Linked DNA regions of Homo sapiens: region 2 is linked to region 1. The links are chromatin loops, found by intact Hi-C in ENCODE. Cell type or tissue: endothelial cell of umbilical vein. All regions are shown on one strand. Region 1 overlaps ABCG2 (ATP binding cassette subfamily G member 2 (JR blood group)). Region 2 has its middle 19 kb from the start of ABCG2.

Region 1 (8,000 bases):
ATTCTGCATGTTTTGATACTGGGCTTCCTTCCAATGCTAACACCTGGCCTAGTGCCTCTAGGTTTAGCTTCCCTGCCTCATCAGTGAACTCACTTTCACAAAAGGAATTCCAGCCATGTTCAGAGCAGTGGCAGTCTCTTAGATTAAGAATAGGACCTTGTATCTCCCTGAGCATCTGCTTAGCAGGACAAGTTTTGTTTCGATTTGTGAAAAACTGGAATATTAGCTTAGGGCAGGAGTAGGCAATATATATTTTTTTTTTTTGTAAAGGATCAGGTAGTAAATATTTTAGGCTTTGCAGATCAGGTGGTGTTTGTCTCAGGTAGTCAGCTCTACCGTTTTAGTGTGAAAGCAGCCAAGCTCATAACATGAATAAATGAACATGGCAGTATTCCAATAATAAACGAAAGGCTGGCTAGATGCAGTGGTTCCTGCCTATAACCCCAGCACTTTGGGAGACCAAGGCAGAAGGATGCTTGAGGCCAAGAGTGTGAGAACAGCTTGGGCAATAAAGCAAGACCCCCTTTTTTTTTCTGAGACAGAGTCATGCTCTGTCGCCCAGGCTGGAGTGCAGTGGTGCTGTGTCGGCTCACTGTAACCTCCGCCTCCCGGGTTCAAGCAATTCTCCTGCCTCAGCCTCCCGAGTAGCTGGGACTACGGGTGCCCGCCACCATGCCCAGCTAATTTTTGTATTTTTAGTATAGACAGGGTCGCACCATGTTGGCCAGGCTGGCTTCGAACTCCTGACCTCAGGTGGGTCCACCCGCTTCAGTCCCCCACAGTGCTGGGATTACAGATGTGAGCCACTGTGCCTGGCCAAGACCCTATCTTAAAAAAAAAGGTAACTTTCATTTTATTCCAATGAAACATTATACATTGGCACTGAAATTTGAATTTTATATAAATTTTATATTGTGAGAAATATTATTATTCTTGACTTTTTATTCAATGATAAATAAAATGAGCTAAGTGTGGTGGTGCATGTCTGTAGTCCTAACTACTCAAAAGGCTGAGGTGGGAGGATTGCTTGAGACCAGAAGTTTGAGGCTGCAGTGAACTATGATTACACCACTGCACTCCAGCCTGAGTGACAGAGTGAGACTTTGTCTCTAAAAAATAATAAAAAATAAAGTAAAAAACCATTCTTAGCTCATAGGTGAACAAAGATAGGTGGCTGGCCCTATTTGACCTGTGGGCTATAGCTTAATGATTCCTGATTCAGGGTTTATGATTTTGTATGTTGTTTTAATTCTGAGTTCTTGAAAATTGAGTTGTTAAAATGTTTTATGACTCTCTACTGATAAATCTTGAATCTGTTGCTTTACAGCTGCACTTTGGCTTGAACTAGTTATTTCTTTACATGATTCAAACTTGGCCTCTGATAATGCATCTTCCAAAGGTTGTATTTGGAAAATCTTAGAATGAATGGATTATCTGTATGAGAAGATTGCATGTTCATTTAAGGTGCCAAGGGTTTTCTGAACAGCTCAACTTGGAAGCAGATGGGGTCTGTGCACTCCATTGTGCACTGTTTAGTTTGCCTGTTTGTTTTCCTTTCTTTAATGCCAGAAAGAATAACACAGACACACCTTATAAAAGCATGCCAAGGTTACGGGATTGATTATTTTGTCAATATGTTTGAAAGCTGACTTTGAAAACATTTTTAGAACTTTGAAACTTTTAGGAAACATCTTAATCATAATACTCAGTGTTAGTATAAGATAACAAGTTTGAATGAAAACTTGACAAAGCATTTGGAATGTTTAGTTTGAAAAGTCTGGGCCGGGCATGGTGGCTCATGCATGTAATCCCAGTGCTTTGGGAGGCCAAGGCGGGCAGATCATGAGGTCAGGAGTTCGAGACCAGCCTGGCCAACATAGTGAAACCCTGTGTCTACTAAAAGTACAAAAAATTAGCTGGGCTTGGTGGTGGGCGCATGTAATCCCAGTTGCTTGGGAGGCTGAGGCAGGAGAGTTGCTTGAACCTGGGAGCTGGAGGTTACAGTGAGCCGAGATCGCGCCATTGCACTCCAGCCAGGGCAACAGTGCGAGACTGTCTCAAAAAAAAAAAAAAAAATCCTGAATTGAATATTCTTAAAAGTTTTACTGTGTGAAAACGTAGACTCTTGTATGCACATTCATGCATGCCTGTTGATACAGTCATCTGCATTTATTTTGGAAGCTTGGTCTGTTGAAGTATATTCTGAGGGTAATGAAAATATGCCAGCATAATGGATTTCCCCCCAAAATTTCTAAGTGAATTTTAAAAGACAGCTCATAAGTAGAAACATTGGAATAATGTTCTTTCCAGACTAGGTTCTTCACAAACTAGTTATCACAGATGATGGTACTGTTTTTGCAGTTCGGTTTGCTTCATGCCAAAAGTGTCCTTGATCAGTTACTTTAAATCTTGATACCATTAGACTGTTGCAGTATTGAGATTTTGTTTTTTTAACTTTGAAGATTCCAAGATATGGTAGGATATTTTGTCTTCTTTAGATTACCATTTCTTATTTTTTTATTCTTATTTATTTATCAATTTATTTTTTGAGACAGTATCGCTCTGTCGCCCAGGCTGGAGTGCAGTGGTATGATCTTGGCTCGCTGCAACCTCCACCTCTAGGGTTCAAGTGATTCTTGTGCCTCAGCCTCCCGAGTAGCTGGGACTACAGGCGTACACCACCATGCCTGGCTAATTTTTTTGTGTGTGTTTTTTTTTAGTAGAGACGGAGTCTCACCATGTTGCCCAGGCTGGTCTCAAACTCCTGAGTTCAGGCAATCTGCCCCCTCGGCCTCCCAAATTGCTGATATTACAGGCATGAGCCACCACGCCCAGCCCATTTCTTGTTTTTTAATATTTAACTCACGAGTAAATATAAATAGGATTTTCTCAGATAAATTATATCATAACGTAACCCTTAAATTAACCCTTTGCTTATTGAAGTGTCCTTAAGAGACCCTTTATCCTAGAAACAAGATTGGTGTTTGTCCAGTCTCCTTAGGAGCTATAGAAATCAATTGAGTGGTGAAGATAGGTGAGAACAGCAAAGAATTGGCAGCTTAGGTCTGCAGCATTGGCTATAGGCCTCACTGGCTGAAGCGATGAGGAAGCAGTGACAGGAGATGGGTAGTGGAAGCATGCAGTGTGTGCACAGAGAAAGCCGGCCAAATGCTTTGGTGACAGTGACAATGCACTTTTCCAGTGCAGGCATGGACTCCCTAGAGGTTGGATAGGCAGGCTCCATCTCACCCCTATTTCCTCACTGTGCAAAATTCCATTGTTAGAATTTTTTTAATGTGTGCTTTAAAATTTTTATTTATTTTTAATGTTAAGAATAAAGATATCCTGTTTTCACTTTAACCTCTTGAAATATAAAATGACTCATGTTCATTGGCACAAAGGTTGAGAGTTCAGTTCAGGGTCAAAACTCTTAGGCACTTGGACTTTGCTTTGCTACATACTTGCATTGCTCTGCTATCCTGTGTGGTATTCACAAGCTCAGTAACCTGAAGCAGACCCTGAACTGACTGCTGGGTGGTGCAATGGGAGGAAGTCCAGCTTTTCCAGCAGTGTGCTTTGTGTCCTACCACTCTCCCCAAAGCACAGATAACTTAATTTTTAACTTAGGAAGCAGTCTAAATAATGTATGCTGTTTTATTTTCTCCCAGGGACGTTGGCCAAGCCATTGAGTGTTTATCTTAATGGAGAGATCTGATTATGTAACCATATATTATACTAATAAATGGTGTGTATAAGTTTTTATCTCTAATTGAAACTCTTCCCCTTTTTTTGCATTTTTCTTTTTGAAAAGATCATTGTCACAGTCGTACTGGGACTGGTTATAGGTGCCATTTACTTTGGGCTAAAAAATGATTCTACTGGAATCCAGAACAGGTAAGTAAATTTGGATCTTGATTTTCAGAAAATGCTGTTACTTTCTTCAAGCTTATTGAAATCCATTAAGAATTTGAATTTAAGACAAGTATAGTGTAAATGTCATTCTTTTATTGAGGGTAGGATGAGTCAGTTTATTTTTGAGACAGAGTCATGCTCTGTTGCCCAGGCTGGAGTGCAGTGACGCGATCTCAGCTCACTGCAATCTCCGCCTCCCGGGTTCAAGCAATTCTCCTGCCTCAGCTTCCCAAGTAGCCTCGACTACAGACATCCACCACCACGCCCAGCTAATTTTTGTATTTTTAGTAGAGACGGGGTCGCACCATGTTGGCTAGACTGGCTTCGAACTCCTGACCTCAGGTGGGTCCACCCACCTTGGCCTCCCAAAGTGCTGGGATTACAGGCGTGAGCCACTCCACCTGGCCCAATTATTTTTAAATGTACAGTTCAGTGGCATTAAGTACATTTACATTGTTATGCAACTATCACCACCATCCAACTCTAGAATTCTTTTTGTCTTCTCAAGTGGAATATCTGTACCCATTAAGCAATAACTTCCCATCTCATATCTGCCTCTCCTAACCCCTGGCAGCAATCATTCTACTTTCTGTCTCTGAACTTGACTACTCTAAGACCCTCATATAAGTGGAATCATACAGTAGATATTCTTTGGTAACTGACTCATTTCCTTTAGCATGTTGTCTTTATGGCTCATTCATGTAGCATGTGTCAGATTTCTTTCCGTTGTAAGGTTGAATAATATTCCATTGTATGTACATACCACATTTCGTTTTTCCATTCATCTATAGATGGAAACTTGGGTTGCTTTCACCTTTTGGCTGTTGTAAACAGTGCTCCCTAGGTGTACAAATATCTCTTTCAGCCAGGTGTGGTGGCATGTGTCTGTAGTCCCAGCTACTCGGGAGGCTGAGGTGGGAGGATTGCTTGAGCCCAGGAGTTCTAGGTTGCAGTGAGCTATGATTGCACTACTGCAGTCCAGCCTGGGTGACAGAGTTCGACCCTGTCTCTTAAAAAAACAAACAAAAAAAACCCTATTTTAGTTCCTGCTTTCAATTCTTCGGATATATACCCAGAATTAGAATTTCTGGGTCATATAGTAATTCTGTTAATTTTTTTGAGGAACTACTATACCGTCTTCCACAGTGGCCGTACCATTTTACATTCTTACCAGCAGTGCACAAGGGTTCCAGTTTCTCCATATCCTTACCAACACTTTTCTTTTTCTCCCTTTTAAATAGTAGAGATCCATTGGATCTTTGGAGAAATGTCTATTCAAGTCCTTTGCCCATTTTAAAATTGAATTGTTTGTTTTTTTGTTGTTGAGTTGTAGGAGTGCTTTATATTTTTGAGGAGATATTAATCCCTTATCAGATACATAATTTGCAAATATTTTTCCCCACTCTGTGGGTTGTCTTTTCAGTATTGATAGTGTCCTTTGATGCATAAACATTTTTAACTTTGATGTAGTCCAATTGATCAATTTCTTCTTTTGTTGCCTGTGAGCTAATTTCTGTCACTTTTTAAATATATATGTTTGACTTAGGGGTGTGATGGGGGTGGGACTCAGCTTTTCCTGTTATATGGTTAGCACTTTTGTTAGTGTTGTGATCCTTACCTAGTTTCAGTCACAGTGGACCCTTAAAAACCTCATTTTATGAGGGGACTTTTTATCGACTGTATTGTGTTCTGAACATAAGCACTCAGGAATTTCACAGCCCTCAGAGTTCTGGTTATTTCATGTATGGAGAACACTTGTGGCAGATACTGTGCTCCGTAGTGCTTGCTGTCCATAGTCTCAGGTTACCACCCAGTGATTTAGAGGGGGTAGATGGTAGTATCCCCATTTTACTATTGAGGAAAGTTGAAGACGCTTATGTGCAGCCTATTTTGATGTCTGGAAAGGCTGATTATTTTTTAAAGAATAAGCATAAAAGTTGGTTCCTCACTCAAGTAAAATAAATTCTTTTGTATGGAATCAGATAGTGTTACTCTACGATGAGAGTGTTATTAAACAGCAGTTTACCAGAGTGATGTCATTGTTGTTTTTACTTTCCCTGAGGGCTGAGGTATCTGGATTATTTCCAGACTTGCTAGTAATTGATGGTTTGTGTGCTGTGTAGATGCCATGTCTTAACCCAGCACAGAATATATCACAGGATCTAAAGGCAGTGGGCCTTTTATATTGTGCAGCAGGAAGCATTTGGAGAGGACATGGAGTAACCTGGTCCTCAACTGGAACTTTGAAGAGGACTGGAAATCTGGCCATTAAAGCTCTTGGTAGAAAAATCCAGAGAAATAAAGAAGAACTTTAGGTGTTTCTTCAGATGTTTTCTGGAGAAATAGGGCATTAATCTTATTTTAATTTGTTTGTTTTTGAAACAGAATCTCACAATATTGCCCAGGCTGGTGTGCAGTAGTGCAGTCATAGCTCACTGCAGCTTTGAACTCCTGGGCTCATAATTTGTATTTGTGACTTAAGCTTGCTATCTTTTTTTTTTCCCCCAAAGCTCTAGGGTACATGTGCAGGATGTGCAGGTTTGCTACATAGTTAAACGTGTGCCATGGTGGTTTGCTACACCTATCAATCCATCACTTTGGTGTTAAGCCCAGTATGCATTAGCTATTTTTCCTGATGTTCTTCCTCCCACTGCTTCTCGTTGACCCCAGTATCATTTTTTAAATAAGCATTTGGACTATGTTAAAGTGGCCTGTGTATATGATTTAATCCCTCCTGGGATGATTAGTGATTTATTGATGAGGAAAAAATGTTTCAGCATCATCTCTGGAAACAGGTTCTCAAAGTTTTGTTCAGGGGTGAATATTAGTACTTCATAATTTAAAACTGCTCGAGGCCAGTGGTTTAGTTCTCTTCTTTGGGGATGAATTCTCTGAGAGAGGAAAGCACTCTCTGCTCTTTCTCTAACCCGTGTAACTGAGAAACTGGGTTTTAATCATATGTAGAGTATAAGCATCTTTGAATTAATAGCTACCTCTGGAATAACTGCTTTACAGAGTTGTGGTGATAGCTAAACAAATTAGTGTGTATTAAGGGAAAAGGTATACTTTAAAAACAGTATTCAGATCCAGTCATCTCACTTCTAGATATTTACCCCAAAGATGTGAAATCAGTTTATTGAAGAAATTTCTGCACCCTCATATTTATTGCAGCATTGTTCACAATAGCCAAGATACGGAATCACCCGAAGGGTCTGATTTGATAAAGAAAATGTGGTATATATACACAGTGGAAAAACAAAAGAAATTTTGTCATTTGCAACAACATGGATGTAATTGGAGAATATTATGCCAAGTGAAATAAGCCAAACGCAGAAAGCTAAGCACAGAAATGTCACATAATCTCACTTAATGTGGAATCTGAAACAATGGAACTGAAAGAGACAGTAGAATGGTGGTTGCCAGAGGCTAGAGGTGTGTGGGGAATGGAGAGATGATGGTCAAAGGGTACAAAACCTCAGTTACACAGGAGGAATAAGGATTTTTCTTTGGAGATACATTGCACAATGTGGTGAACACAGTAAATAATAATGTAAATTTCAGAATTGCTAAAATTTAAGATACTTTTACCACAAAAAATAAATGTTTGAGACGATGGATGTGTTAATTAGCTTGATTTAATTATTTCACACTTATGATTCATGAATTATATAACTTGGTACCCCACAAATATATACAACCATAATATGCCAATTTATAATTTAAAAAATCAAAATAAAAAATATTCAGACCAATAAGTAGATATAACAGATGTGGATTACCACCTTGAAAGAATTAGAATGAATTAACTTCCTTAATAAGAAAAAACTGTGTTTAAAATAAATCATCTTAGTATTTAGAAGGAACGTTTCCATTGTCTACTTTTTCAGAATCATTATGGACATTACTGTACTGATAGATTTAAGACAACAAATTGAATTGAATCTTTGCTATGTTCCATGTTCTGAAATTAGCTTTTTACTTGATATTAGGTTTATTTGTGTACAGAAAGTGAGATAACTGCATGTCTACCAGGCCTGGCTATTTTTCACTCATTTTAATTATATGTACATACTTTTAAAACTGCTCTG
Region 2 (8,000 bases), 70 kb before region 1:
TCAGCCTCCCAAAGTGCTGGAATTACATACATGAGTCACCATGCCTGGCTTCAAATAATATCTTACAGCCCATTCTTTTTTTTTTTTTTTTTTTTTTTTTGAGATGGAGTCTTGCTCTGTCACCAGGCTGGAGTGCAGTGGCACGGTCTTGGCTCACTGCAACCTCTGCCTCCTGGGTTCAAGCAATTCTCCTGCCTCAGCCTCCCAAGTAGCTAGGATTACAGGCACGCACCACCATGCTCGTCTAGTTTTTGTATTTTTAGTAGAGATGGGGTTTCACCATGTTGGCCAGGCTGGTCTTGAACTCCTGACTTCATGATCCGTCCACCTCAGCCTCCCAAAGTGCTGGGATTACAGGCGTGAGCCACCGCACCGGCTAGCCCATTCTTTTAAACTGATGACAACCTAACACTGATTGCATAAACAAACTAACAAGCAAAGAGAAAACTAATAAAAATGCTACACTTAACTTTATCCCCTCACTTTTTAGCTTTTTGTTTTTTTCTATTTATATCTTATTGCACTTTTTATGTCTTGAAAAGTTGTTGTAGTTATTTTCATTGGTTTATCTTTTAGTCATTCTACTCAAAATATGAGTAGTTTACACTTTGGAATTACGGTGTTATAATATTCCGTGGTTTTCTGTGTACTTATTATTACCAGTAAGTTTTGTACCTTCAGGTGATTCCTTATTGCTCATTAACATTCTTTTCTTCTTTTTCCTTATTTATTATACCTTTTATTTTGAGACAGGGTCTCACTCTGTTAGCTAGGTTAGGGTGCAGTGGCATGATCTCAGCTCACTGCAACCTATACTTTCTGGGCTAAAGTGAGCCCCCCCACCTCAGCCTCCTGAGTAGCTAGCTGCTACTACAGGTGCACACCACCATTTCCATAAAAAAATTTAAAAATTTAAAATTTTTTTTTGTAGAGGCAAGGTCTCATTATATTTTCCAGGCTGGTCTTGAACTCCTGGGCTCACACAATTCTCCTGCCTTGGCCTCCCATGTGCTGGGATTATAGGCATGAGCCACTGTACCTGGCCAACGTTTTTTTCTTTCAGATTGCAGTACTCCCTTTATCATTTCTTGTAAGATAGGCCTGGTGTTGATAAAATTCCTCAGTTTTTGTTTATCTGGGGAAGTCTTTATTTTTCCATATTTGAAGGGTATTTTCTCCAGACATACCATCCTAGGATCCAAGTTTTTTTCCTTTAGCACTTTAAATATGTCATGTCACTCTCTCCTGGCCTGTAGATTTCCACTGAAAAGTCTGCTGCCAGGAATATTAGAGCTCCATTATATGTTACTTATTTCCTTTCTCTTGCTGCTTTTAGGATCCTTTATCTTTGGAAGTTTGATTATTAAATATCTTGAGGTAATCTTATTTGGGTTAAATCTGCTTGGTGTTCTGTAACCCCCTTTTACTTGAATATTGATATTTTTCTCTAGTTTTGGAAAGTTCTTTGTTATTGTCCTTTGAATAAATTTCTACCCCCCTCTCTCTACCTCCTCTTTAAGGCCAATAACTCTTAGCTTTGTCCCTTTCAGGCTATGTTCTAGATTTTGTTGGCATGCTTCATTCTTTTTTTATTCTTGATGTGTGCATGTGTTCTCTGCCTGTGTATTTTCAAATAGCCTGTCTTCAAGCTCACTCGTTATTTCCCTGCTTGATCAATTCTGCTATTAAAATCCTCTGATGCATTATTCAGTATGTCAATTGCATTTTTCAACTCTATAATTTCTGTTTGATTCCTTTTAGTTATTTCAATTGTTTTGTTACATTTTTAGGACTCTGATTCCCATAAATAGGATTGTAAATTCCTTCTTTGTGTTATCTTGAATTTCATTGAATTTCCTGAAAACAGCTATTTTGAATTTTCTGTTTGAAAGAAAGGTCATATCTCTCTGTCTCTCCATGATTTGTCCTTGGTGACTTATTTAGTTCATTTAGTGAGGTCATGTTTTCCTGGATGGTTTTGATGCTTGAGGATGTTCATCAGCATCTGAGCATTGAAGATAAGTATTTATTGTAGTCTGGGCCTGTTTGTACCTGTCCTTCTTGGGAAGGCTTTCCAGGTGTACGGTGGGAGTTGGGTGTTGTAATCTAAGTTTTTTGTCACTGTAGTCACATCTTCATTAGGAGGCACCCCAAGCCCTGTCGCGCTGTGGCTCTTGCAGACTCACAGAGGTAAAATCTGGTGGTCTTGGATAAGATGCGGAAGAATTCTCTGAATTACCAGGCAGAGACTCTTGTTCTCTTCCTTTACTTTCTCCCAAACAAATGGAGTCTCTCCCTCTCTCTGTGCTCAGCCGCCTGGAGCTAGGAGAGGGGTAACACAAGCACCCCTGTGGCCACCAACACAGGGACTGCACTAGGTCAGACCTAAAGCCAGCATAGCACTGGGTGTTGCCTAAGGCCCATGGTAACCACTGCCTGTCTACCACCTATGTTGACTCAAGGTGTTAGGGTTCAACAATCAGCAGGTGGTGAAGTCAGCCAGGTTGTGTCCTTCCCTTCAGGGCAGCAAGTTCTCCCTGTCCTGGGCAGGTCCACAGATGTCATCTGGGAGCCAGGGACTGCAGTTGGAAACCTCAGGAATCTACCAGGTTCTGTATTCCACTGAGGCTGTGCTGGAGCCCAAGCAATAAGACAAAGTCCTTTGCACTTCCCTCTCATTTCCACAAGCAGAGGAGTCTCTCCCTACTGCCCAGTACTGTCTCAGGCCTGTGGCAAGTACTGCCTGCCCCAGGGTTCTTCAGTCAGCTTGTATTGAATGCTGCTAGGTTTGGGACTCTCCCTTCAGGCAGTGGGCTCCCCTCTGGCTTAGGGCAGGTCCCGAAATATTGTTTAAGAACCAAGGCCTGGAATCAGGGACCCCAAGAGCCCATTTGGTGCTCTACCTCACTGTGCTGAGCTGGTACCTACGCTGCAAGACAAAGTCTTCATTACACTTGAGAGTACTCCTTTTCTTAAGCAGAAGTAGCCCCTCCCCATAGCCACCACAGCTAGGAATGTGCTGAGTCACAGCTTAAGCCAGCAAGTCTCTGAGTCTCACCCCGTGCCTACAACAAGTACTGCCTGGGTACCGCTACTGATTGTTGAGGGCCCAAGGGCTCTTTGGTCAGCAGGTGATAAATCCTGCCAGGACTGTGTTTTTCCCTTCAAGGCAGCAATTTCCCTTCTGGCTCAGGGTGTTTCTAGAAATGCTATCCAAGAGCTAGGGCCTCACAACTCTGACTGGTTCCCTATTCTACTGTGGTTGAGCTGGTATTGAAGTTGCAAGACAAAGTCATCTTTACTCTTCCCTTGCCCCTGCTCAAGTGGAAGGGAGGAGTTTCTCCCAGAGCTGTGAGCTGCACTGCCTGAGCTTGGGTAAGGGTTGGTGCAAGCACTCCCTTAGCTGCCCCAGCTGGTGTCTCACTAGGTCATGTTGCCCTTCAAGTCCACTGGTTTTGAGCCCAGCATAGCACCAAAACTTTTCCAGGAATTGCTGTTTTCGTGGCCTATTCTGCCTTTCCAGTTTATTTAGAACCCCAGAGCACTTTAGTTCACGGTGATAAGGCTTGCTGGAACTCTGGTCCTGACCACTGGGATAGGCAAATTCCCTCTGGTTACCTCTGGTCTAAATGCTGTCTTCATCAGCATTGATTCTGCCCTGTGTTCTTTCCACTGAGACAGGGCAGCACTGAGTTCCAATGCGAAGTCCCATAATCGCTGTGCTCTCCCTCCCCCAACACACAGATTTCTCTCTCCATGGTATGTGGCCACTGCCGAGAGAGATTGGGGAGGGGTGGTGTCCGCAATTCAAGACTGTCTTTCCTACCTTCTTCAGTGTTGCTTTCAATGATATGAAGTTAAAACCCATACTATGATCGTTCATCTGATTTTTGGTGCTTGTGAAGGTGCTTTTTGGGGTAGATAGTGGTTCAATTTGGTGTTCCCGTGGGGAGGACAATTGATGGAGGCTCCAATTCAGTGATCTTGTTCCACCTCCTGTCTCTCCCGCTTAGTTTTTATTACATAAAAATATTTATGTTTATAATATTTCAATTATGTTCTACAATATAATCATAATTTCCACAAGGGTAATATTCTTCTTTTTTTTTTAATTTTTTTTTATTTTGAGACGGAGTCTCGCTCTGTCGCCCAGGCTGGAGTGCCGTGGCCAATCTCGGCTCACTGTAAGCTCCGCCTCCTGGGTTCCCGCCATTCTCCTGCCTCACCCTCCCGAGTAGCTGGGACCACAGGCGCCTGCCACCATGCTGGCTAATTTTTTTTTGTATTTTTAGTAGAGACAGGGTTTCACCGTATTAGCCAGAATGGTCTCGATCTCCTGACCTTGCGATCCGCCCACCTCGGCCTCCCAAAGTGCTGGGATTACAGGCGTGAGCCACTGCGCCCGGCCATTCATTTTTATATAAATGTATTTAATGTGTTACCAGTCTTTTTGCTTCTCTTTTCCATAGCTCTTTTTATCTCTTTTGATTAGCTGGGTTTTGATGTTAAGTAGTATTTTTCAACTAATGTTCGTGGACATTATCTAACCTGACTTCTTTAATGGTGGAGAATACTTGCTATAACTTGACACCATATATGGCTCATAGAGAAATACTATCACTTCAGGAAATTAAGTATAGAATAAGCATATTTCATTATTAGGGAAGATGTGACATTTAAAATTAGATTTACTTTAAAATTTGTAGAGGGTGGGTACAGTGGCTTATACCTATAATCCCAGAAGTAGGAGGCCAAGGCGAGAGGACTGCTTGAGTCCAGGAGCTCAAGACCAGTCTGGGGAACATATTGAGACCCTGTATTTACAAAAAAAAAAAAAAAAAAAAAAAAAAATTAGCCAGGTGTGCTGGCATGTGCCTATGGTCCCAGCTATGTGAGAGGCTGAGGTGAGAGGATCACCTGAGTCCAGGAGGTTGGGGCTGTAGTGTGCTGTAACTGGGCCATCACACTCCAACCTGAGTGAAACAGTGAGACCCTGTCACAAAAAAAAAAAAAAAAAAAAAGCATTCTCTTTGGTTTCATTACTGTATTTATTATCTGCCTATTGAAAGTTAGTTAATAGCTTTCATTAAAGGAGTTGATAAAAGATGACATGAGATAAATAAAAAGATTAATTATAAAGAGAACAGGAGAGGAGGAAATGATATCAGTAAATGCAGGGTTAAGAATAATCAATAATCATATCAGGCTGGGTACAGTGGCTCACACCTGTAATCCCAGCATTTTGTGAGGCCAAGGCAGGTAGATTGCTTGATTCCAGGAGTTCAAGACAAGCCTGGGCAACATGGCAAGACCCTGTCTCCACAAAAAAAGAAAAAAAAAACAAGAATAATCATAATAATTAAACACAAAAATTAGATCTGTAGACAGAGCATTTACAGACTAATTTTCTAATCATTACTATCAATACATCAGGAGAAACAACATTTTTCTGTAGAGAACTCTGTGAGGAATTTTTCACAAGGGTTGTTATATATGGAGGATTGGAAACATGGCATACACAAAGGATGAATAACATAGCAAATGTCTGTAGTATCCCCACAACCATTATCCATTCATAACCTAATGCCGTGCTTGCTTCAGATATTTTTGTTTCAGAAATAAAATAGAAGAATACAAATTATGCTTCCTAAATGCTATTTCTCACTCAAAGGCATCAGAGCTTCTTAGATAAATGGTTGGTTTCAGATCTGAGGCAGGAAATGAAAAATGAGCCTGGAACATGTTGTTATGCTAGAAAGCAAGAATGCACGCGGAGACTACTAACTTGAAGGCAATTTGAAGGGCCTTTCACTGGCCAAGATATTTTGGGAATCAATAAGAGTAACTGCAATGTAGTAAATACATTATGTGTTTAAATCCATGAGTCTATGAAGATTAACAATTCATTGGCCAGTCACCTTTGGATTGTGATATAGAATCACACTTGTTATTTTGAAAACAAAGGAAAAGAATCTAGCAGTTACTCTGCCTGTTTTGAACATACTGGACCTTGAGGTGAACAAATTCTTAATGAAGTGTTCTCTTTAAATAAAATTTCCAGCTAATAAATTAAGAAGGAATTATAAATTTAGCCTACTACACATTTGTAACCCCTAATGAAATACTTAATGGGTCTAGTAATAATCATCAAAAGAAGAGAGAAAATCAGGTATTTGGAGCTTCCTAACGGAAGTATACAACACCTAGGATGTACTCTTGTCAAATGATTGGACTTGAATCTACTCAAGTTTTTAGATTTATAATTTTGCATTAAACAATGGAAGGCAAAAGGATGTGGTTAACGAAACTATTAAGACGCAATCATGTAGAACATAACAATCTGTTTCTTAAGTAAATCAATTGTGTAGTAGTTTGCTGGGCTGCCATAATAAAGTATAATACTTGATTTAAACAACAGAAATTTATTTTCTCACTGTGTCTCTTTGTGTTTCCGAATTTCCTCTTCATATAAGAACACCACAAACCTGACAAAAACAAGCAATGGGGAGGGATTCCCTATTTAATAAATGGTGCTGGGAAAACTGGCTAGCCATATGCAGAAAACTGAAACTGGACTCCTTCCTTACACCTTATACAAAAATTAACTCAAGATAGATTAAAGACTTAAATGTAAAACCCAAAACCATAAAAACCCTAGGAGAAAACCTAGGCAATACCATTCAGGACACAGGCATGAGCAAAGACTTCATGACAAAAACACCAAAAGCAATTGCAACAAAAGCCAAAATTGACAAATGGGATCTAAGTAAACTAAAGAGCTTCTGCACAGCAAAAGAAACTATCATCAGCTGGGCATGGTGGCTCACGCCTGTAATCCCAGCACTTTGGGAGGCTGAGGCGGGTGGATCACCTGAGGTCAGGAGTTCCAGACCAGCCTGACCAACATGGAGAAACCCTGTCTGTCTCTACTAAAATTACAAAATTACCTGGGCGTGGTGGCGCATGTCTGTAATACTATGTGGCCATAAAAAAGAATGAGTTCATGTCCTTTGGAGGGACATGGATGAAGCTGGAAGCCGTCATTCTCAGCAAAGTAACACAGGAACAGAAAACCAAACACTGCATGTTTTCACTCATAGGTGAGAGTTGAACAGTGAGAACACATGGACACAGGGAGGGAACATCACACACCAGGGCCTGTTGGGGAGTAGGGAGCAAGGAGAGGGAAAGCATTAGGACAAATACCTAATGCATGCGGGGCTTAAAACCTAGATGACAGGTTGATAGGAACCGCAAACCACCATGGCATGTGTATACCTATGTAACAAACCTGCACATTCTGCACAGATACCCCAGAACTTAAAGTAAAATAAAAAGAAAAAAAAAAAACACCAGTCAGGTTGGATTAAGGCCCACCCTAAAGACCTCATTTAATGTAATCACTTCTTCAAAAACCCTGTCTACAAATACAGTCACATTCTGAGGTATTGAAGATAGCACTTCAACATGAATTTCTCAAGGACACACTGCTGTCCATAACAAACTGTAAGGGGGAAATAAGAGAGTGTGAGTGGGATCCTTTAACTAAACAAGTCTGAGACACATCGGCCAAAAGTAATACGGACATTATTTGGATTTTGATTTGAAAATTTAAACATTAAAAATTATGAGACAATCAGTGATATTTGTTTTCTTTTTTCTTGTAGCGACAGGGTCTCGCTACATTTCCCGGGCTGTTCTCAAACTCCTGGGCTCAAGTGATCTTCCCATCTCAGCCTCCCAAAGTGTTGGGATTACAGGTATGAGCCACCATGCCTGGCCAAAAATTAGAGATATTTGAACAATGACTGGATATTTCATGCTATTGAGAAAATTTCAATCCCTGGCACTTCCACTAAAATAAAATAAATGTAAAAATAAATTGTCCATTGTTTAGATGTGATAATAGTGTTGGGGTTTGCTTGAAAAATAGAATCCATATCTTTTATAGAGATCTGAAAATAGTTACGAATAAAATTAGGCATTCGGAGCTTCCTAAT

Evidence for each region. Peaks named below come from ENCODE experiments on the same cell type or tissue, not always from the same donor. Only the 100,000 strongest peaks of a DNase experiment are listed, where the experiment ranks them.
Region 2: a loop joins it to region 1, with 4 times the contacts of the local background. A loop is called at or near these places in 4 of 110 quality-filtered maps.

Annotation. Positions count from the first base shown.
Region 1 is chr4:88,103,078-88,111,077 of GRCh38, reverse strand. It overlaps ABCG2 (ATP binding cassette subfamily G member 2 (JR blood group)), which reads left to right. Exons shown (of 16, transcript NM_004827.3): 10 at 3,812-3,894. Among named protein-coding and RNA genes, the nearest start is that of ABCG2, 52 kb to the left of the region's middle. In endothelial cell of umbilical vein, no CTCF peak of the experiment used is centred here; DNase peaks (open chromatin) are centred at 1,557, 3,507, 4,597 and 5,977; H3K27ac peaks cover 3,503 bases.
Region 2 is chr4:88,173,499-88,181,498 of GRCh38, reverse strand. It overlaps a transcript of ABCG2 not described here. Among named protein-coding and RNA genes, the nearest start is that of ABCG2, 19 kb to the right of the region's middle. RefSeq lists enhancers at 3,091-3,180, 3,191-3,250, 2,681-3,367, 4,055-4,742. In endothelial cell of umbilical vein, no CTCF peak of the experiment used is centred here; a DNase peak (open chromatin) is centred at 3,038.